2 separate regions of the Homo sapiens genome follow, and region 1 is linked to region 2. Evidence: read pairs that join two places in POLR2A ChIA-PET (ENCODE). Cell type or tissue: B cell. All regions are shown on one strand. Each heading gives the region's core, and the rest is flanking DNA. Links, peaks and the distances in the headings are about the cores only. Region 1 has its middle 10 kb from the start of PECAM1. Region 2 overlaps SCN4A (sodium voltage-gated channel alpha subunit 4).

Evidence for each region. ChIA-PET counts read pairs that join two places held together with the same protein. Peaks named below come from ENCODE experiments on the same cell type or tissue, not always from the same donor. Only the 100,000 strongest peaks of a DNase experiment are listed, where the experiment ranks them.
Region 1: POLR2A ChIA-PET joins it to region 2 with 7 read pairs; 1 of 35 experiments calls an interaction of 5 or more read pairs at or near these places.

The regions. Positions count from the first base shown.
Region 1 is chr17:64,394,511-64,407,549 of GRCh38, forward strand. No RefSeq gene overlaps it. Among named protein-coding and RNA genes, the nearest start is that of PECAM1, 10 kb to the left of the region's middle. RefSeq lists enhancers at 10,158-10,267, 10,378-10,457. In B cell, for the core only: no CTCF peak of the experiment used is centred there; a DNase peak (open chromatin) is centred at 6,321; H3K4me3 peaks cover 662 bases; H3K27ac peaks cover 3,210 bases.
Region 2 is chr17:63,951,790-63,959,985 of GRCh38, forward strand. SCN4A (sodium voltage-gated channel alpha subunit 4) reads right to left here. Exons shown (of 24, transcript NM_000334.4): 12 at 7,476-7,649; 13 at 5,373-5,729; 14 at 1-111. Among named protein-coding and RNA genes, the nearest start is that of SCN4A, 17 kb to the right of the region's middle. RefSeq lists an insulator at 1-63 and enhancers at 7,172-8,171, 8,172-8,196. In B cell, for the core only: a CTCF peak has its summit at 3,753; a DNase peak (open chromatin) is centred at 2,822; H3K27ac peaks cover 2,382 bases.

The sequences.
Region 1 (13,039 bases), core at 4,371-9,370, 450 kb after region 2:
TGTGATCCACCCACCTCAGCCTCCCAAAGTGCTGGGATTACAGGCGTGAGCCACCGCGCCCAGCCAGACACTTTTATTATAGGATGTGTCATAATGGCCTGTCCTCCCCCAAATGGACTGCAATCTCCTTGATGACAGGGAGAGTGTCTGGAACCTAGTAGATGATGAAAAAGCATTAGTGCAATGGATGATTGTCTAGATGGATGAAGACAAACTACTGTATTGTCTGAATCAGATGATCACTGCCTTGAGGGTGCCATATTGTTTCTGAAATGCCACCCTCTAGGACTTCCCCATGGTAAAGCTAAGACAGATACAAACTGGCCACAGTCAAAACCAGATTCCTCTACCTCAGGGCAAGAACCAAGAAGTAATGGCTTCCAGCTAGAAAACAATTCCTCTCTCTGACCTATGGTTCAGTGGAAGTTTTGATAAGAGCCTTGAACAGCAATACACACTTTACCCATTTATTTCTAAAGGAATGTTTTCCATTGCGTTATTTGCTGTTGTTTTGTGCTCGCCATTCCCCACTATAAGCTATCTTCTTTGGCAACCTACTGGAAATTACCCTCACCCATCTACCAAATTTTGATGTGGGAACAGAAAAGGAAACACCATGATTAATAAAATAAATTTTGGCTTCAATGGTAATTTTTAGACACTGCAGAGTAAGCACCTTTTGCAGAGCAACAATTCAAATGATAGTGATAAATGCCAAGACCCCAGACCCCGTGCCCTCAAGTTCCAAAGTAAATTTCTAAAATGTGGCAATTGCTTCATAAATGATTCTAATATTTTCAGGATACCATGATAAAATAAAGCTTTATTTCAAAAATAAATGTTTTTTTTAGAAAATTGAAAAATTGTATCCCATAATTCACACTGTGTACCAGAATACATTCCAAATGGACCAGTGATATGAATGTACAAATAAACCCATAAGAGTCCTAGAAGGGGCCAGGCACAGTGGCTCATGCTTGTAATCCCAGCACTTTGGGAGGCCGAGGTGGGCAGATCATCTGAGGTCAGGGGTTCAAGGCCAGCCTGGCCCACATATAGTGAAACCCTGTCTCTACTAAAAAATACAAAAATTAGCTAGGCGTGGTGGCACATGCCTGTAGTCCCAGCTACTTGGGAAGCTGAGGCAGGAGAATCACTTGAACCTGGGAGGCAGAGGTTGCAATGAGCCAAGATCATGCCACTGCACTTCAGCCTGGGCAACAGAGCAAGACTCTGTCTCGCAAAAAAAAAAAAAAAAAAAAGTTCTAGAAGAAAATACAAAAGAAGAAAAGAAGTCCTTACAACCTTGAATGGCAGAGGCTGGTTTAACTAAAACTTAAAATCCAGAAGCCATAAAATTGATTGATAAATTGTACTTTATGAAAAAAAAGTTCTGTTTTGCCAAAAAAAAAAAAAAAAAAATTAGTCAAGAGAAAAACTACTAACTGGAAAAAATGTTTGCAACTCACATCACGGACAAAGAGCTAACTTCCCTAGTGTGTGAAGAACACTCATAAATTAAGAAGAAAAAGTTCGGGAGTCTGTCTAAGCTACTCTGGCTTGGGAGGCTGCCTGATTAAAAGAAAGAAAATAAAAGAGAAGAAGAAAAAGAAAAGACCAACAATCCAATAGAAAAATGGGCAAAGAATATGAACAGATAGTTTCCATAATGTAAGAAAAAGTATCTGAAATTGGAAATAGGCAAAAATGAGTACTGCATGCCTGTCCAGGGTTTACCTCACACTCTAAGGTTATTAACGTTTGTTTGACTTGCTATTTACAGTAGACTAGAATACTTTACAATCAGTAGGGGAGGGTAAACATTAACTTGTAGAAAGTCAGTAAGGATGCAAAGGATTCTTATTATCTGTGGCAGAGGGGTGGGTGGCAGAAACTGAGCAGTTGGGGACTTTTCTTTGTAAAGCTTTCTGTACTTTTGTTATTTAAATCATGTGACTGTATTACCCTTTCACTTTTTTCTTTTTTTTTTGAGATGGAGTCTTGCGCTGTTGCCCAGGCTGTTGTGCAGTGGCACTATCTCAGCTCACTGCAACCTCCACCTCCAGGGTTCAAGTGATTCTCCTGCCTCAGCCTCCTGAGTAGCTGGGACTACAGGCATGTGCCACCATGCCCAGCTAATTTTCGTATTTTTAGTAGAGATGGGGTTTCACCGTGTTGGCCAGACTGGTCTTGAACTCCTGACCTCGGGTGATCCACCCACCCACCTTGGTCTCCCAAACTGCTGGGATTACAGGCGGGAGCCACCGTGCCCGGCAGTATTACCTTTAAAATTTTAATTAAGAAATTGAATTTCTGTTCAGCTTTATGAAGTATTATATAATTGACATAAAATAAGCTGTGTTTAAAGTATACACTCAGAAAAGTGTTGACATGTGTATACTGATGAAACAACCTCCACAATCAAGGAAGCAGACACATCCACCACCCCCAAAAGGTTCCTATGCCCCTCGTCTCCCTTGCCCTCTGCACCCTCCCCACTGCAAAGATTGATCTGCTTTCTGATTAGTTTCCATGTTCTGGAATTTTGTAAAGATTCATACAGTATGTACCTTTTATTATTATTATCATTATCTTTGGTGTGTCTTTTTTCTTTTTCTTTTTTTTTTTTTTTTGAGACAGAGTCTCTCTCTGTTGCCCAGGCTGGAGCACAGTGGCACAATCTCGGCTCACTGCAACCTCCACCTCCCAGGTTCAAGCAATTCTCTGCCTCAGCCTCTGGAGTAGCTGGGATTACAGGCACCTGCCACCACGCCTGGCTAATTTTTTGTATTTTTAGTAGAGACAGGGTTTCACCGTGTTAGCCAGGATGGTCTCGATCTCCTGACCTCGTGATCCGCCCGCCTCGGCCTCCCAAAGTGCTGGGATTACAGGCGTGAGCCACCGCGCCTGGCCTTTTTTTTTTTTTTTTTTTTTTTTGAGACAGGGTCTTGCTCTGTGGCCCAGGCTGGAGTGCAGTGCCGCAATCTTGGCTTGCTGCAACCTCTGCCTCCTGGGTTCAAGCAACTCTCCTGCCTCAGCCTCCCGAGTAGCTGGGATCACAGGTGTGCACCACCATGCCCAGCTAATTTTTGTATTTTTAGTAGAGATGGGATGTCACCATGTTGGCCAGGCTGGTCTCAAACTCCTGACCATAAGCAATCCGCCCACCTCAACCTCCCAAACTGCTGAGATTACAGGCATGAACCACCGCACCCAGCCAACATCTTTTTTTTGAGACAGGGTCTCACTCTGTCTCCTAGGCTGGAGTGCAGTGGCACAATCATGGCTCACGGCAGCCTCAAACTCCTGAGCTCAAGCAATCCTCCCACCTCAGCCTCCCAAGTAGCTGGGACTACAGGTGTGCACCACCACGCACAGCTAATTTTTTACTTTTTGTAGAGACAGGGTCTTGCCCAGGCTGGAATCCAGCTTCTTGTCTCAGAAGATCCTCCAGCCTCAGCCTCCCAAAGTGCTGGGATTATAGGCATGAGCCACTATGCCTGGCCTGGCCTTTTTCAATATAGTAAATTGAATGGGTTTTTATTCGTTTGTGGGCCTCTCCTTTCTCCTCACTTCTTCCCCTTGACCTTGGTGGATTCCTTGATTGGGTTGAGGCAAAGGTTCCCACACGGCTTTGGCTTCTTGGTAACTGATCAAGAGACTGACTCCTACATAACCAAGGGACCCCAGGAGTTCCCACCAGGCTTAACAAACTCACCCAGGACCCTGTTTCTCCCATGGTGTTGTTCGCTTCTTCTCAGCCAAGCAGAATTGAAGGAGGACAGACACACAGTTATTCCTACCTGCAGTGCTCCTGCCTTCAAATACCGGGGAAGTAACGCAGATCCGAAACATAGCGACTCGTTAACTGCACAGAAAAAGCTGTCTGCTGGAATAAACTTCAGGAAGTGGTTTTTCTGAGCAACTGGAGGTGGAGTGGGGGGAGGAAGGCGGAGGCAGGTGGGCAACAGACATGTCGGAGGGCACAGCAGGCCAACCACCTATTTCATGACAATGGTGATTGGAAATGAGATTCACCGGCCGTTCCATTTCCCCCACCTGTAGCCTCAGATCTCATTAGTCTTGGAGAGTTGATGAGCCAGACTCAACAGCCCCCATCCACTGGGTTTGGGACACACCCCAGCCTGGGAGTGAACGTGCACTAATGCGTAAATCAGAAGCCTGGGTTCCCTGTCTGTTCTCTGCAGCTTAATAGCTTAAATGCTCTGAGGCTCATGTTCCTCACCTATATAATGGGAATAATGTGCCCATCTACCCATTGAATAGGCTTGTTAGGAAGATCAAACAAGAGCTAGCCTTTGAAAGCACATTTAACCAGCAGAGCACAGTAAGAACATAGTAACAACAAAAAAATATAAAAAATAGCTGCATACGGTGGTGCATGCCTGTGGTCCCAACTACTCGTGAAGCTGAGGTGGGAGCAACGCTTAAGCCCAGGAGTTTGAGGCTGCAGTGAGCCACGATCACACCACTGTACTCTAACCTGGGCAACAGGGCAAGACCTTGTCTCAAAAAGTAATAATAATTAATTAAAAAGTTTAAAAAAAACAATAGTTATGATTGAACAATAATAACAACAGTTGTTGATCTGGTTTGGCTGGGCCTGCCACATCTGAATCGCTGCTCTGGAGCTCAGCTGACTTAGTGAACCCAAGGGGCAGCGCTCAGTGCCTTTTCTTCCACACCCACCATATGCTGCCCTCACCACCCCAGTCTGGCCCCTCACAAAGTTGGGCAGCTGGGCAAAAGGGAGGCAGGCAGGGACATTGTGGAGGAGTCTGTGCTATTCCATCCCCTGCAGGAGGCCCCCTCCAGTTACAAGGGACATGGTTGTTTTGTTTTTGGGATTTTTTGGGGTTTTTTTTGAGACAGGTTCTTGTTCTGTTGCACATGCTGGAGTGCAGCGGTGTGATCACAGCTCACTGCAACCTCCGCCTCTCAGGTTCAAGCCATCCTCCCACCTCAGCCTCTCGAGTAGCTGGGACTGTAGGCATGCACCACCACATCCGGCTAATTTTGGTAATTTTTGTAGAGATGGGGTCTCGTCACATTGCCCAGGCTGGTCTTGAACTCCTGAGCTCAAGCGATTTGCACGCCTCGGCCTCCCAAAGTGCTGGGATTATAGGCATGAGCCACCGCACCTGGCTGACATGGTTGTATTATGACTCATAACCATAGGCATTTTTGCCTTTGTAGACCTCTTCCTCCACAAAAAAAAAAAAATTACATTTTGAAACTGTACTGGTATAAATAAGAAGATATTCATATTATATATTTAAAAATTTCTTTTACCTAGACAGTGGTTTTATTCTTCTGATGACTGTATCTTCTAAACCTAATGAAGAAGGGCCTGACAACAGATCAGGCACACAACAGCCCAAGGGGTTAAGGGACCTACTGTCTTCCACCCTGAGTGGCCTGGCCGCTGGCCTGGGAAGAGCACCACCATGTCCCAGGCACTGAAGCCAAAACAGGTGTTTGTGCATTCTGTTCTCAAAACCACAAAAGCACAAGCAACAAAATAACAAAAACAGATAAACTAGACTGTATTAAAATTAAAAATGTTTTTATTGCAAAGGATAGCATTAGGAAAGTGAAAGGTAATTCACAGAATGGGAGAAAATATTTGGAAATAATATATCTGATAAGGGTCTAGGATCTTGAATATATAAAGAACTGTTACAACTCAACAACAAAAACACAACCATTTTAAAGAATTGGCAAAGGGGCAGGGCGTGGTGGCTCACGCCTGTAATCCCAGCACTTGGGGAGCCTGAGGCAGGAGGATCACTCAAGGTCAGGAGTTCCAAGACCAGCCTGGCCAATATGGTGAAACCCCATCTCAGCTAAAAATGCAAAAAATTAGCCGGGCGGTGGCACATGCCTATAATCCCAGATACTCAGGAGCTCAGGAGGCTGAGGCAGGAGAATCGCTTGTTCCCAGGAGGCAGAGGTTGCAGTGAGCTGAGATCATGTCACTGCACTCCAGCCTGGGCAATAGAGTGAATGAGACTCCATCTTAAAAAAAAAAAAAAAAAAAAAGGATTTGAGCAGATTATTTCTCCTAAGAAGATAAAAAAAAAAAATGACCCCAAGCACATGAAAAGATGCTCAACATCATTAGTCATTAGGGAATTGCAAATCGAAACTACAATGAGATACCACTTCATACCCACTAGGATAACTATAACCAAAAAGACAGACAACAAATATTGATGAGGATGTAGAGAAACAGGAATGCCCATATGCTACTATGGCATTGTAAAATGATACAGCCACTTTGAAAACAGTTGGTGGTTCCCCAAAATTAAAAATAGAGTTACCATGTGATCCAGCAGCAATTCAACCCTTGGGGATATAGTCAAGAGAGCTGAAAACACGTCCACACAAAAACATGCACACAAATGTTTATAGGGCTGGGCACGGTGGCTCACGCCTGTAATCCTAGCACTTTGGGAGGCCGAGGCGGGTGGATCATGAGGTGAGGAGATCGAGGTCATCCTGGCTAACACGGTGAAATCCTGTCTCTACTAAAAATACAAAAAAATTAGCCAGGCGTGGTGGTGGGCACCTGTAGTCCCAGCTACTCGGGAGGCTGAGGCAGAAGAATGGTGTGAACCCGGGAGGCAGAGCTTGCAGTAAGCCGAGATCGCGCCACTGCACTCCAGCCTGGGGCAACAGAGCAAGACTCCGTCTCAAAAAAAAAAAAAATCACAAATGTTTATAGAAGCAGTATTCACAATAGCCAAAATATAGAAACAACACAAATGTTCATCAACTGATGAATGAGCAAACAAAATGTGTTATAGCCATATAATGGAATATTATTTGGCAATAAAAAGAATAAAGTACTGGGCAGGGCATGGTGGCTCACACCGGTAATCCCAGCACTTTGGGAGCCCGAGGCTGGAGAATCGCTTAAAGCCAGGAGTTTGAGACTAGCCTGGGCAACATAGCCAGACCCTGGCTCTACCAAAAAAAAAAAATTTTTTTTTTCACCTCCCACCAACTTCTCTCAAAAAATTTTTAAAAATTAGCCTGGTGTGGTGGTGTGCCCCGGTAGTCCCAGCTACTCTGGAGGCTGAGATGGGAGGCTTGTTTGAGCTCAGGACTTTGAGGCTACAGTGAGCTAGGATTGCACCGCTGCACTCTGGCCCAGGTCATAGCATGAGACTCTGTCTCTAAACAACAACAACAAAAGGAACGAAATACTGATACATGCTACACTATAGATGAACTTTAAAAACATGCTAAGTGGAAGAAGCTACACATGAAAGGCCACATATTATATAATTCCATTTCTATGCAATGTCCGGAATACGCAAATCCATGGAGATGGAAAGTAGTTTGGTTGGCTAGGGCTGGGGGATTAGGCAAGATAGCTAAAGAATACAGGTTTCTTTTTGGGATAATGAAAATGTTCTAAAATTGATTGGGGTGATGGTTGCACAACTCTGAATATATGAAACACCATTGAATTGCACGCTTTAAATAGGTAAATGGTATGGCATGTGAACTATATCTCAATGAATCTGTTATTTTAAAAATTTTAGAGGGTATGTTTTCATTTCCTGTGGCTACAGTGACAAATACCCACACACTTCCTGGCTTAAAACAACAGAAACTTATTCTTTCCCCATTCTGGATCTAGAATAAGTATGAATGGACCAAAATCAAGCTGCCAGCAGGGCTACACTCCCTGCAGAGGCTCTGCGGGAGGAGAATCTGTTCCTGGCCTCTTACAGGAGCAGATTGGTGGCTGCTGGCATTCCTTGGTCTGTGGGTGCATCACTCCAGTCTTCAAGGCCAGCATCTTCAAATCTCTGCTCAATCTTCACATCACCTCTCTTCTGTGTGTCTAATCTCCCTTATTTATTATTTATTTATTTATTTGAGATGGGGTCTCACCCTGTTTCCAAGGCTGGAGTGCAGTGGTTCAATCACGACTCACTGCAGCCTTGACCACCAGTGATTCTCTCACCTCAGCCTCCTGAGTAGCTGGGACCACAGGCACACACCACCATGCCTAGATAATTTTTTAATTATTTGTAAAGATGAGGTCTCGCTATGTTTCCCAGGTTGGCCTTGAACTTTTGAGCTCAAGGGATTCTCCTGCCTGGGCCTCTCAAAGTGCTGGGATTATAGGCATAAACCAATGTGCCCCGCCTCCCTCTGCCTCTCTGGTAAAGTCACTTGTGATTGCATTTGGAGCCCATCCAGATAATCTCCCCAACTCAAAACTGTTAACTTAATCACATCTGCAAATCCCATTCTCCCACATGTTACAAACTGAATGTTTGCATCCCCGCGACAATTCACATGTTGGAACCAACTCCCCAGTGTGATAGTACTTGCAGGTGGAGCCTTTGGAGGTGGTTATGTCATGAGGGTGGAGGCCTCATGAATGGGACTGGTGCCCTTATGAAAGGGACCATAAGAAAATCCCTAGGCCCGGTGCGGTGGCTCACGCCTGTAATCCCAGCACTTTGGGTGGCCAAGGTGGGCAGATCGACGTGAGGCCACGAGTTTGAGACCAGCCTGGACAACGTAGCAAAATCCTATCTCTACTAAAAATACAAAAATTAGCTGGCATGGTGGCGCGCCTGTAGCCTCAGTTACTTGGGAGGCTGAGGCACGAGAATCACTTGAACCCAGGAGGCAAAGGTTGTGGTCAGCCGAGACCGCGCCACTGCACTCCAGCCCGGGTGACAGGGCAAGACTCCTTCTCAAAACAGAAAAAAAAAAAAAAAAGGCAAGAAAAGAATTCCCTAGTCCTTTCCATCATGTGAGGACACAGCAGAGAGACAGCCATCTATAAATGAGGAAGTAGGCCTCACCAGACACTGGAGCTGCTGGAGCTTTGATGCTGGACTTCCCAAACTCCAGAACTGTGAGAAATACATTTTTGTTGTTTCTTTTTTTTTTTTTTTTTTGAGATGGAGTCTCATTCTTGTTGCCCAGGCTGGAGTGCAATGGCACAATTTCAGCTCATTGAAACCTCCGCCTCCCGGGTTCAAGCGATTCTCCTGCCTCAGCCAGCTGAGTAACTGGGATTACAGGCATGAGCCACCATGCCTGGCTAATTTTGTGTTTTTAGTAGAGATGGGGTTTCTCTGTGTTGGTCAAGCTGATCTTGAACTCCCAACCTCAGGTGATCCACCTGCCTCAGCCTCCCAAAGTGCTGGGATTACAGGCGTGAGCCACCGCGCCCGGCCCATTTTTGTTGTTTCTAAGGCACCCAGTCCAAACAAACTAAGACACCATATAGGGCAACATTCACAGGTTCCAGGGGTCAGGGCCTGATATCCTTGGGGGTCATCAGCAGCCTACCACAGGGGTATCATGACCCATATTACAGATGGGGAGCTGAGGGCCAGGAGGTGAAACATCAACCAAGTTCCCAGCACCACATCTGCCTGCCTGTGTCTGCCTGGCTTGCTACAAGGCTTCTGTGACTGACCTTTTACAGCACCTTTCTGGGCAGAAGGCTCAGACCCAGTCCCTGACCTGACACACATGAGTCATGAGACCAGAGCCAGCTTCATAGATGTGTGACCCGTGCCGTCACAGGGGCCCTGTGCTCAGAAGCTGCCATGCTTGGTTTGATGCCTTGCTGTCGCCACCTTGAAATTCCTGATAATTTTGAATTTTCATTTGCACTAGACCCACAAATTATGTAACTGGTCCTACATGTGACACTGAGCAAGAAAAGGGAGAGTTGAGATGAGGTGGGTAGAAGCTGCCCTGCCCACGGCCTCACCTCAGACCTGAAAAGTACCTGACACCCCGATCCTGCACAGCCTAAATAATTGCATTGTTTTATATGAAAGAAGAACTAGACTTTTTTCCACTTTCGGTGGAAATTATAGGGAGGTATATTTCAGCCAGAACTGTGCAACACAGCAGGTAAGGAAAGTTTTGCAAATGTTTTAAAAGGCCAGATGAGACTGGGCATGGTGGCTCATGTCTGTAATCCCAGCACTTTGGGAGGCCACAGCAGGCGGATCACCTGAGGCCAGGGGTTTGAGACTAGCCTGGGCAACATGGCGAAACCCTGTCTCTATTAAAAAAATACAAAAAGGTCAGGCGCAGTGGCTCATGCCTGTAATCCCAGCACTTTGGGAGGCTGAAGCAGGTGGATCACTTGAGGTCAGGAGTTTGAGACCAACTTGGCCAACATGGTGAAACCCCGTCTATACTAAAAATACAAAAATTAGCCAGGCGTGGTGGCATGCGCCTGTAGTTTCAGCTACTCAGAGGGCTGAGGCAAGAGAATCGAGTAAACCTGGGAGGCGGAAGTTGCAGCGAGCCGAGATTGCACCACCACACTCCAGCCTGGGCCACAGAGCGAGACTCTGTCAAAAAAAGAAAAAAGAAAAAGCCAGCTGAGAGAGAGGGAGGTGATTCCTAAAGCTGCGGAGTCTCCTCTGGGCCCACCTGAGGCAAACCCAGCCTCCACCAAGAGGCAAGTTTTGTGTCAGTTCCCAAGAACTCCAGAAGCCATGTGGGCCACTCCTTCTTCTTTTAGGGGGAGAATGTAGCTGTCAAATATCTCTTCATCTTATTAATAAAGCTAACAAGGAGCCAAGTATTTGTCAAAACCAATGCCAGGGGTCAGAGCAGTGTCCCGCTGATTGCCACAGCTGAAGACAAAGGAAAAGGAAGGAAGACTGTCATCGTCAATGTGGTTGCCATTGCAAAGGTGGCTAGGTGGCCTCTGTCACTGTGGGCTGGGAATCATAGCTCTAGTCTGATGCTAAAAAGGACCATGCAACTGTTCATGGAGCGCACAAATGACTGCCCAGACAACATAAAAAAACAGCATCTGGCCGGGCACGGTGGCTCACACCTGTAATCCCAACACTTTGGGAGGCTGAGGTGGCCGGATCACTTGAGATCAGGAGTTCGAGACCAGCCTGACCAACATGGTGAAACCCCATGTCTACTAAAAATACAAAAATTAGCCGTGCGTGGTGGCACAAGCCTGTAGTCGCAGCTATTCAAGAGGCTGAATCACTTGAACCCAGGAGGCGGAGGTTGCAGTGAGCCAAGATTGCACCACTGCACTCCAGCCTGGGTGACGGAGGGAGACTCCGTCTCAAAAAAAAAAAGGTGTCTGTGTTCCCACTGTGGAAACCTAAGCAGATTGGCTGGACAAACTTTAGAATGACAGGGACCCCAAAAACAGAAAGAAAAGCAAAATGCAGCCTAGTCTATCCCCAGGGGCGGTGGGGTCGTCTGGGGACAACAGAAGGATGAAGGCCCAGGATGAGGCAGAAAGGAGCTGATCTGGGGGTGAGGGAAACAGGGAGAGACTGACTGGTTGACTTTGGGAGGGGTGTCAGGGACGCTGGGGCCACTACCATGACTCTGAGGGAGACACAAGTTTTTCATGGGTTTTTCTCTGTGCAGAGTGGTGTAAGTCTGCTCTCACATCTCCCTTCCAGCAACCTTCAAGCAACCTCTAGTAGAGATTTGAAGTGGGATTTCTTTCTTTTCTTTTTTCTTTTTTTTTTTTTTTTTGAGATAGGGTCTGGATCTGTCACCCAGGTTGGAGTGCAGTGGCACAATCTTGGCTCACTGCAACCTCCACCTCCTGGGTTTAGGCGATTCTCGTGCCTCAGCCTCCCGAGTAGCTGGGATTACAGGCATACACCACCATGCCCAGCTAATTTTTTGTATTTTTAGTAGAGATGGGGTTTTGCCATGTTGGCCAGGCTGGTCTCGAACTCCTGACCTCAAGTGATCCACCCACCTTGGCCTCCCAAAAAAGTGCTGGGATTACAGGCCTGAGCCACTGCCCCCGGCCTTAGAGTGGGGTTTCTGTTCTCATTTGACTGTGTCATGGTTCTGAGACGAATCCTCAGGTGAGAAAGCAACGGGCCTGGCTTCCTTGGGCTCCTCAGCCATGGCCCTCCCAGAGCCCACCATGCCTGGAGGACCCAGCATGGGCCACAGACATGCACCTTCATTCTCACAAGTTCATCCGAGAGGAGGAGGAAGGAAAAGCCAAGGAAACCCAAAAGGCAGGTTAGAGAAAGAAGTCACTCTGTGTCCGCAAAGAGCTCCCCTCCCCTGGCCCTGTGCCCTTCACTCTCTATAGGTCAAGGTTTTGCTGGACTGTTTCCAGTGTTTGAGCCTGAATCCACCACGCCGGGGCTCCCTGATGCACTAATCCGGTGTTCAAAGAAGGGAAGGGCTGTGTGGCCCTGAACCTGTGCCTACACAGCAGAAAGAATTCCAACCTTTCCTTATCAGACATAAAGTGGATCTACAAAGGGTCACATTAGAGAGTTTTCCTTTTTAAATGGCTCTACAAATGTTCTGAGGTAGGCGGCGGAACTCAACTCCAAAGGTAGGGCTTGGACACTGGACCAAATTGAAGACTAGCTAAACAGGGACTGAGAGAAAGCAGCTTTCCATAAGACACGCCCACCAGTGTGCCGTGTCAGTTTACCGTTACCATGACAACACCGGAAGTTACCACCCCTTTCCATGGCAATGACCTGACAACCCAGAAGTTACCACCCTTTTTCTAGAAATTTCTGTATAGTCTGGCCCTTAATTTGCATATAACTAGATGGGCACACATATGATGCAGAACTGCCCTGAGCTGGTGCTCTGGGCACACTGCCTATAGGGTAGCCCTGCTCCACAAGGAGCAGTCTGTCTGCTGCTGCTGTGCACTGCCGCTTCAATAAAAGTTGCTGTCTAACACCACCGGCTCCCCTAGCTTGCCCTTGAATTCTTTCCTGGGCAAAGCCAAGAACCCTGCCAGGCTAAGCCCCAATTCTGGAGTTCACCTGCCCTGCATCAGTTGCACGTAGCACAGTTTCATTAGTTTGGCCTTGAGGGGCCAAGAGCAATCCTGCTTTGCACCACCCACCATGAAAGGGAGCAGGAGCTGGCGGGGTGCGGTGGCTCACGCCTGTAATCCCAGCACTTTGGGAGGACGAGGCGGGAGGATCACCTGAGGTCAGGAGTTCGAGACCAGCTTGGTCCAACATGATGAAACACC
Region 2 (8,196 bases), core at 1-5,000:
GATGCGCCCGATGGCAATCTGCAGGTTGTTCATCTCGCCATCCTCATCCGAGGCTGCCAGACTGTCGGCGCTGAAGGAGCTCAGCAGCAGAGCCAGGAACAGGTTCAGGACCTGGGGCATGGGGTCAGGGGGAGCCTCACATCAGTCCCCGGGACCCAGAGGGTGCCACCTTCAGCCAGCACAGGGGTCCTCGGTCTACAGATCCAAACTACCACATGTTGGGCATTTAAAAGAACGCCACCTAAGAGGTGTTCACAACTGCTCATGGAGGTGATGGTTATTATCCCTTCTGCAGATGGGGAAACTGAGGCTTGGGCTTCTGAGAGGACTCTGCTACCCAGGGCAGAGGCAGGGTTTAGGGAGGCCTGCTGGGGGACAGGAACTCTCTCCATGACTGTCCTTTTTTTTCTTTTTTTTTTTTCGAGATGGAGGAGTCTCCCTCTGTTGCCTCCAGACTCCGGGCTGGAGTGCTGTGGCGCGATTTCGGCTCACGGCAACCTCCACCTCCCAAGTTCAAGTGCCACCATGCCCAGCTAATCTTTGTATTTTTTGTAGAGACGGGGTTTCAACATGTTGCCCAGGCTGGTCTCAAACTCCTGACCTCAAGTGATCCGCCTGCCTCGGCCTCCCAAAGTGCTGGGATTAGAGGCATCACCACGGTGCCTGGCCCATGACTGTCCTTTACCTCCACTTCTGGAGGATGCGGAACAAAGAACTGGGCTCAAGTCGCCGAGCTTCCAGGACTTACTGGGAACCTTTATCTTTTGTGCCTTCTTCTCCACCTCTGTTAAGTGGGACTTTATAGACCCCGCACTCCTGGAGTGCAGAAGCTTGGCCCCTGCTACTCTGGAAGGGACATCTGACCTACTATTTACCCTCTTTTCTCCTCTTGGGGTTTCCGACTCCATCTATTCTGGTTCTTGTCCCACATCCCTACGGAAAGACTTAGGAGGCTACTGCTGCTCCCCCCCAGCACCCCCACCCACTTTATTTTCCAGTGGATAGACATTTCCTGAGCCCCCGTCACTGCATGAATGGCCTCAGGGAGCTCACAGACCAGCAGAGACAGAGAGCAGATCAATCACATGCAATACTGTGGGTTTGGGTGGCAGCAGAGACTGGAGTGCACAGCTTTTGAAACCACATTGCAGGGCTCTGAACCCCAGTTTATTAGCTGTGTGCTCTGAGGCAATTTGCCTCACTGCCCTGTGCCTCAGTTTCCTCATCTGTAAAAAGGAGATTATCCAAGTGTTCCTCCCATTGTTGTGAGGATTAAAGGATCAATAAAAGCCCAGGCGCAGTGGCTCACACCTATAATCCCAGCACTTTGGGAGGCTGGGGCAGGCGGATCACGAGGTCAGGAGATCAAGACAATCCTGGCTAACATGGTGAAACCCCGTCTCTACTAAAAATACAAAAAGTTAGCTGGGCGTGGTGGCATGCGCCTGTAGTCCTAACTACTTGGGAGGCTGAGGCAGGAGAATCGCTTGAACCCGGGAGGTGGAGGTTGCAGTGAGTCGAGATCACGCCATTGCACTCCAGCCGGGGCGACAGAGCGAGACTCCATCTCAAAACAAAACAAAACAAAAAAACAAAAAACAAACAAAAAACCCATCAATACAAGTAGAGCACACAGTAGGCACTCAACGCATGTTGGCTGTTATTATGTTTGAAATAATAGAAAGCTATACAAGGTGCTCCAGCCTGGCCAACATGGTGAAACCATGTACTAAAAATACAAAAATTAGCTGGGCGTGGTGGTGCACCTATAATCCCAGCTACTTGGGAGGCTGAGGCAGGAGAATCACTTGAACCCGGGAGGCGGAGGTTGCAGTGAGCCCAGATTGCACCCACTGCACTCCAGCCTGGGTGACAGTGCGAGACCCTGCCTTGAAGAAAAAAAAAAAAAGAAAAAGAAAAAGAAAGAAAGAAAGAAAGTTATACAAGGTGTAGGAAGAGTGTGGTGAACTCTGAGGCCAGCTCAGCATTTTATAGATGAGTAAACTGAGTCCTAGAGAGGTGGCGTGGCCTGCTCTAGGACACAGAGCATAGCCAGGACTCGAACCAGGATTCTAGTCATTGTATAACTTTAGAAGGCATCTTTCACTTAGCCTACAAGGTGAATGGCAGCCCTGAAGGTCTTTAATGTGGTCACCCTTCCTTCTACCAGTCTGCCTGGCCCTGGGCAGTGGGAGGAAGGAGAATCCTGGCTGGGGTGAGGGTCCCAGCTCCCATCAGCCAGAAGCATAGCCAGGTTCTTCCTCGGAGCCCTGGGGGAGTGAGAGGGCATGGGGAATTGGGGAGCCTGCACTTGCAGATCCGCCACCCTTGGCCGTCTCCTCGGCGGGTCTCACTCCTGGCTCTCACCAGCCTCCTCCAAGGTCTTCTCGTCATTGTCTTCACTACATTCTGTTGATTATATTCTGTTAATCATGTTAAATACTCTCTTTAAAAACTATCTGAAAACGCTCTTTGAGAGAATGTGCTAGGGGAATTTCCATGGCTCCCTTCCTCCCCGCCATGTCCCCTAGAGGCTTTTCTGCCTTTGCCCCCCACCAAAACGCATTAGTCTTTCTTCTCCCTCTCTGGGGGGAGGCATCCAGTTGCCAGAAACACATCTGAGATGGGAATTAGCTGCTCTCTGGGTCAGCAGGGTTTGCACACGGCTCCTGCCCAAGACAGAAATAGCTGCCCCAGGCATGGGGGAAGGGAGGAGGGGAGGGGGCCGACATCAATTTCCCTGGGGGTTCTGTGCTTTGGGTTACCTAGTCACTTCCTCTTCTTCTTCACAGTTACCCGCAGGAAGTGACCAAGTGCCATAGGTGCAGGGGATGCGGGTCCTCACACTCTCTGGCAGGGTGCCCTGGTGGCCTCTGGCAGACACCTGCTTCTCTGAAGCCTGGGGAGGTGGTGGGAGGGGACAGTGCCCAAGGAGCTGACAGTGCCACCTCCCTGGGCCGTTCCACTCCCTCTGAGCAAACTGGGAGAGCCACAGAGCTGGGCTGGGAAAGGATGTCAGTGGTGTGTTCGTGTGTGCATGTCTGTGTGATAGGGGTGACAGGCACACAGAAGCAGGGCCTGTACTGGTTCCAGACTCTGCAGCCAGATTGCAGGGGCTCCCGTCCCACACACGGGACAGACTCACCTCCCTGAGCCCCTGTTTCCTCATCTATAAAACATGAACCAGCGCGCCCCTCACAGGTGGGCGTGAGGATGAGGTGAAATGAATACATGTGAAGCACCCAGAATGCTGGGTAAATGCTAAATAAATGTCAGCTGTCACCATGCTTCTGCTGATGCTGACGTTATCATTATTACGATACTGTTGTCATTGATGTTATCGTTACTGGAGTTACATGGACCCAGTTCCAGCACCAGCTCTGTTTCTCACTAGTTGTGTGGTTCTGGGCAGTGCCTCCTCGAGAGTGTGGAAATAACATTACCTGTCTCATGGGGTGGCTGAGAGAATTAGGGGCAATGCCAGTAACTCCCTTTGGCAGGGACTGACATACAGTAGGCCCCCCACTGCCAATACAGGAGCATCGCCCTGGTGGCGGGAACCTAAACCAGCACTGCCCTGCCGCACGCCTGCAACACCTGTACTCCCAGCCACGTGGCCAGGCACTTTGGTAAGCACTTGTAAGCGCATGCGTAACATAATCCTTGCAACCACCCAGTGAAAGAGTCATCCCCATTTTCATCCCCGTTTTCCAGATGGGAAAACTGAGGCCCAAAGGGTTAAATAACGGGCTCGAGGTTTCCCAGTCAGTGAGTGGCAAAGTGGGGATTTAAAACGTTTCTGAGTTTCCACACATAGAAACAGCAACTCCCTGAAGACTCAGTCACCCCCAAGTCCTTAGACTTACATCAACAAACTCCTACTCAGGGTCTGCTCTCCCCATCCCCAATCCTGCCCCAAAGTTGGGCCCGGGCACCTTCCCTCTCTCTCCCCACTCCCTAAGACCCTCCTTTCAGGGACAGGAGGCCTGGGTTCTCCTCTGTAGCTGCAGCATAGTCTTCTTCTGCAGCTGAGGTGACACCCCCTTCCCTCTCTTGGTGCTGCCCCCAGCCAGAGATCAGCAATATCTGAGAAGCTCTGTCGCTGCAGCTCAGGGATTCCATAGGCCTTTGGGGAACATGGGGACAGGCGTCTTCCCAGTCCCTGTTGCCCAGGGCAGCACCAGCCACTGCAGGGGGCAGCTGGGCACAGCACTGCAGGGCTCTGGCAGGAGTGACCTCCACTGCCACCCCAAGAAGGGGAGAAGTCAGGGTCACCTCCAGAGGCCCTAGCCGCAGAAATGCTGGCCAGCTGGACCATGGCCCTATACCCTGGCTCTCACCTCCTGGCCCCTTCCTCTGCACCAGCCCCTCATGCCAAGCCCTGAACCACAGTAAGCGGCAGAAGAGATGCAGTTTATGCCATCTCTGCATTTTCCCAATATCTGCACCTGTTTCTTTTTTGTTTTCTAGAGATGGGGTCTTGCTCTGCCCCCCCATGCTGGAGTGCAGTGGCAGGATCACAGCTCACTACAGCTTTGAAGTCCACGGCTCAAACCATCTTCCTGCCTCAGCCTCCCAAATAGCTGGGTTTGGTGTGTGCCACCATGCCTAGCTAATTTTTTTCATTTTTCCATTTTTTGTAGAGATAAGAGTGTCTTGCTATGTTGCCCAGGCTGGTCTTGAACTCCTGGCCTTGGCCTCCTAAAGTGCTGGGACTATGGGCATGAGCCACCACATCCAGCCTGATTCTCTTTTTCGGCGCCTGGACCATAGGCCCTGGAGCAGAGGAGGTCAAGAGGGTGGGAGAAGGCCAGGAGGCCCAGGTTCCCCCACAAAACTGTGCCTTTGTACACACTATGGCATCATCTTTGCAGTGACCTCATGAACTCCCTGTTGTTTTTCTTCTATGTGAGGGTTAGAGAACCCAGCTTGACTAGAGAGCAGCAGTTAGCTCAAGGTCACACAGATGATGGCAAAGGAGCTGGGACTGGAATGTGGGTCTGTCTGACTCATTATCATGTTGCTTTACTCAAAACACTAGGTTCCAACAGCGCTACTCATAGCATGGTCCCAGAACCACCATCAGCATCCACTGATCAGCATCACCTCGGAGCTTGTCAGAAATGCAGGTCCCCAGGCCTAGGCCCAGAGCTGCTGAATCAGACACTCTGGGGGTGGGGCCGGGGATCTATGTTTTAAGTAACTCCTAAGTGATTCTTACACAGGTTAAAATTTGAGAACTACGGGGTTAAACCACATAAAATTGCCATTTTGGAGAGGATGTGTTGGGGAGATAGAAAACAGTCAAATATCAGGTACATCTTGTACGCTTCCCGGGTGAGGGCAGGGGCCACCCAGCCAGCCTCACTCACCACAAGATTGCCGATGACCATGACCATGAGGAAGACGGTGAGGCACATGGCTTGGCCGGCCACCTCCATGCAGTCCCACATGGTCTCGATCCACTCCCCGCACAGGATGCGGAAGACGATGAGGAAGGAGTGGAAGAAATCATGCATGTGCCAGCGCGGCAGGTTGCAGTCCAAGGCAATCTTGCACACGCACTCCTTGTAGCTCTTGCCAAACAGCTGCATGCCCACCACGGCGAAGATGAACACGATGATAGCCAGCACCAGCGTCAGGTTACCCAGCGCCCCCACTGAATTGCCAATGATCTTGATGAGCATGTTCAGCGTTGGCCACGACTTGGCCAGCTTGAAGACCCGCAGCTGCCAAGCAGGGAGGGCAAGGGTGAATGAGGCCCAGGGACCACCACCCAAGGCAGCCCCAGCCTTAGGAGAAAGAACAGTGTCGAGTAGCTTGAATCTCCAGCCCCCCACACCATCTGAGTCCTCAGTGTGCCCTTCTGCTAAATGGGAACACTCATTCTACCACCTCAGGCCCTTCATGTGTTAAAAAGAAAACAAGTCCAGGCCAGGCGCGGTGGCTCACGCCTGTAATCCCAGCACTTTGGGAAGCCGAGGCGGGTGGATCACTTAAGCTCAGGAGCTGGAAACCAGCTTGGCTGACATGGTAAAATCCTGTCTCTACTAAAAATACAAAAAATTAGTCGGGCATGGTGGCGAGTGCCTGTAATCTCAGTTACTCAGGAGGCTTAGGAAGGAGAATCGCTTCAACCAGGGAGGTGGAGCTTGTAGTGAGCAGAGATTGCACCACTGCACTCCAGCCTGGGCTACAGAACAAAACTCCACTAAAAAAAAAAAAAAAAAGAAAAAGAAAAAGAAAAGAAAAGAGAAAAAATGTCATTCGTCATTATCTGTTAAAGATACAGACTATGGCTGGGAGCAGTTGGCTCACACCTGTAATCCCAGCACTTTGGGAGGCCGAAGAAGGTGCATCACTTGAGCCTAGGAGTTGGAGACCAGCCTGGGCAACATGGCGAAACCCTGACCTACAAAAATTACAAAAATTAGCTAGGCATGGTGGTCCCACCTATGCAGGAGGCTGAGGTGGGAGAATCACCTGAGTCTGGGGAGGTCAAGGCTGCAGTGAGCAGTGATCGTACCACTGCACTCCAGCCTGGGTGACAGAGAAACCCTGTCTAAAAAAAAAAATACAGACTAAAGTATTTACAAGTGAAATTATATGTTGGGATTTGCTTTCACAATAAAAATTGGGGGACAGATGCAACAGGAATTGTAGAATGTTGATAGTTGTTGAAGCTGGGTGATAGGTACGTGGAGGTTCATTATACTTTCTCTATACTTTTGTGCATGCATGAAAAGATCCCTTGATAAAGTTTGTTGTTGTTGTTTTTTTTGAGACAGAGTCTCAATCTGTTACCCAGGCTGGAGTGCAGTGGTGCGATCTCGGCTCACTGCAACCTCAGCCTTCCGGGTTCAAGTGATTCTCCTGCCTCAGCCTCCCAAGTAGCTGGGATTACAGGCGTGCGCCACCAAGCCCAGCTAATTTTTGTGTTTTTCGTAGAGACGGAGTTTCACCATGTTGGCCAGGCTGGTCTTGAACTCCTGACCTCAGGTGATCCACGCGCCTTGGCCTCCCAAAGTGTTGGGATTACAGGCGTGAGCCACCGCGTCCAGCTGATAAAGTTTTAAAAAGAATAATAGTGCTCCTTATGGGGTGGTGAAAAGACAGAAATTCAGAGGTCCCAATCCTACTCCTAATGAACTTCCAGAGCCCCGGCTTTCAGGTCTGCAGTATGGGGCTGGAGTTCCTGCTCCACTGCTGCTCAAGGTCATTAAGGAATCAAACCCAGTGTTGGCCTCTGTCACTTGGGTCCCCCCAGCAGCCCTATGAAAGAAGACAGGGCTCTCCTTTTCTCTGTTTTACAGGTAAGAAAGGTTCTGAGAGGTAACAGGTGTGCACAAGGCAGAGGAGGCCTCGTTTTCAGCCCTCTAGCTTCCTGGGGTTTCTCCTCCCATCCCTGTGCCCACCCTCCTTAGTCTCCTCACCCCACCCCCATCCCAGCCCCTGGCCCTGGGGCTTTTGTGTACCAGACGGAAGGAGCGTAGCACAGACAGTCCCTGTACGTTGGCCAGGCCTAGCTCTACCAGGCTGAGGGTGACGATGATGCTGTCGAAGATATTCCAACCCTGCTGGAAATACTCGTAGGGGTCCATGGCAATCAGCTTCAGAACCATCTCTGCTGTGAAGATGCCTGTGAAGACCTAGGGGGTGGCATGAGGCCCTGTCACAGAGCCTCGGGGAGCCCAGGGCCCTGGAAGTCTCCCACCCAACTCCCACCTCCTGGCAGAGGCTGCGGGGGCGGAGGGGAAGGGGTCCAGAGCCCTGAGAGGAGCAGGAGTGGCATGCATGGCCCGTGTGTGTATAAGTGAGTGATGGAGGCAAAGGCCAAGTCATAGGGCCTAGGTGGGTACAACTCTGAGACCCGTTCCCATTCATTTCTGGCCTTGTGACAGTGGGCAAGGCACTTCACTCCTTGGAGACCCAACCCTGTCATAATATTCAACATTTGCAGGGCGCTCTGTGGTTCACTTTGTGACTTCACTGGTATCCTGATCTCTACAATGTTGGGAGGGATTCTCACATGCATTCCACACATGAGCAGTTGAGGCTCAGCTAGCTGGGCAGCTAGCTGGCATCACAGCACCCACATGGGAACGAGCCACATCTCAAGCCCAGTTCTCAGGTGCTCAGTTCAGCATCCTGTCTGTATGCCTACAGCCTCTCCACAGGGACCACTCCCAGGATCTT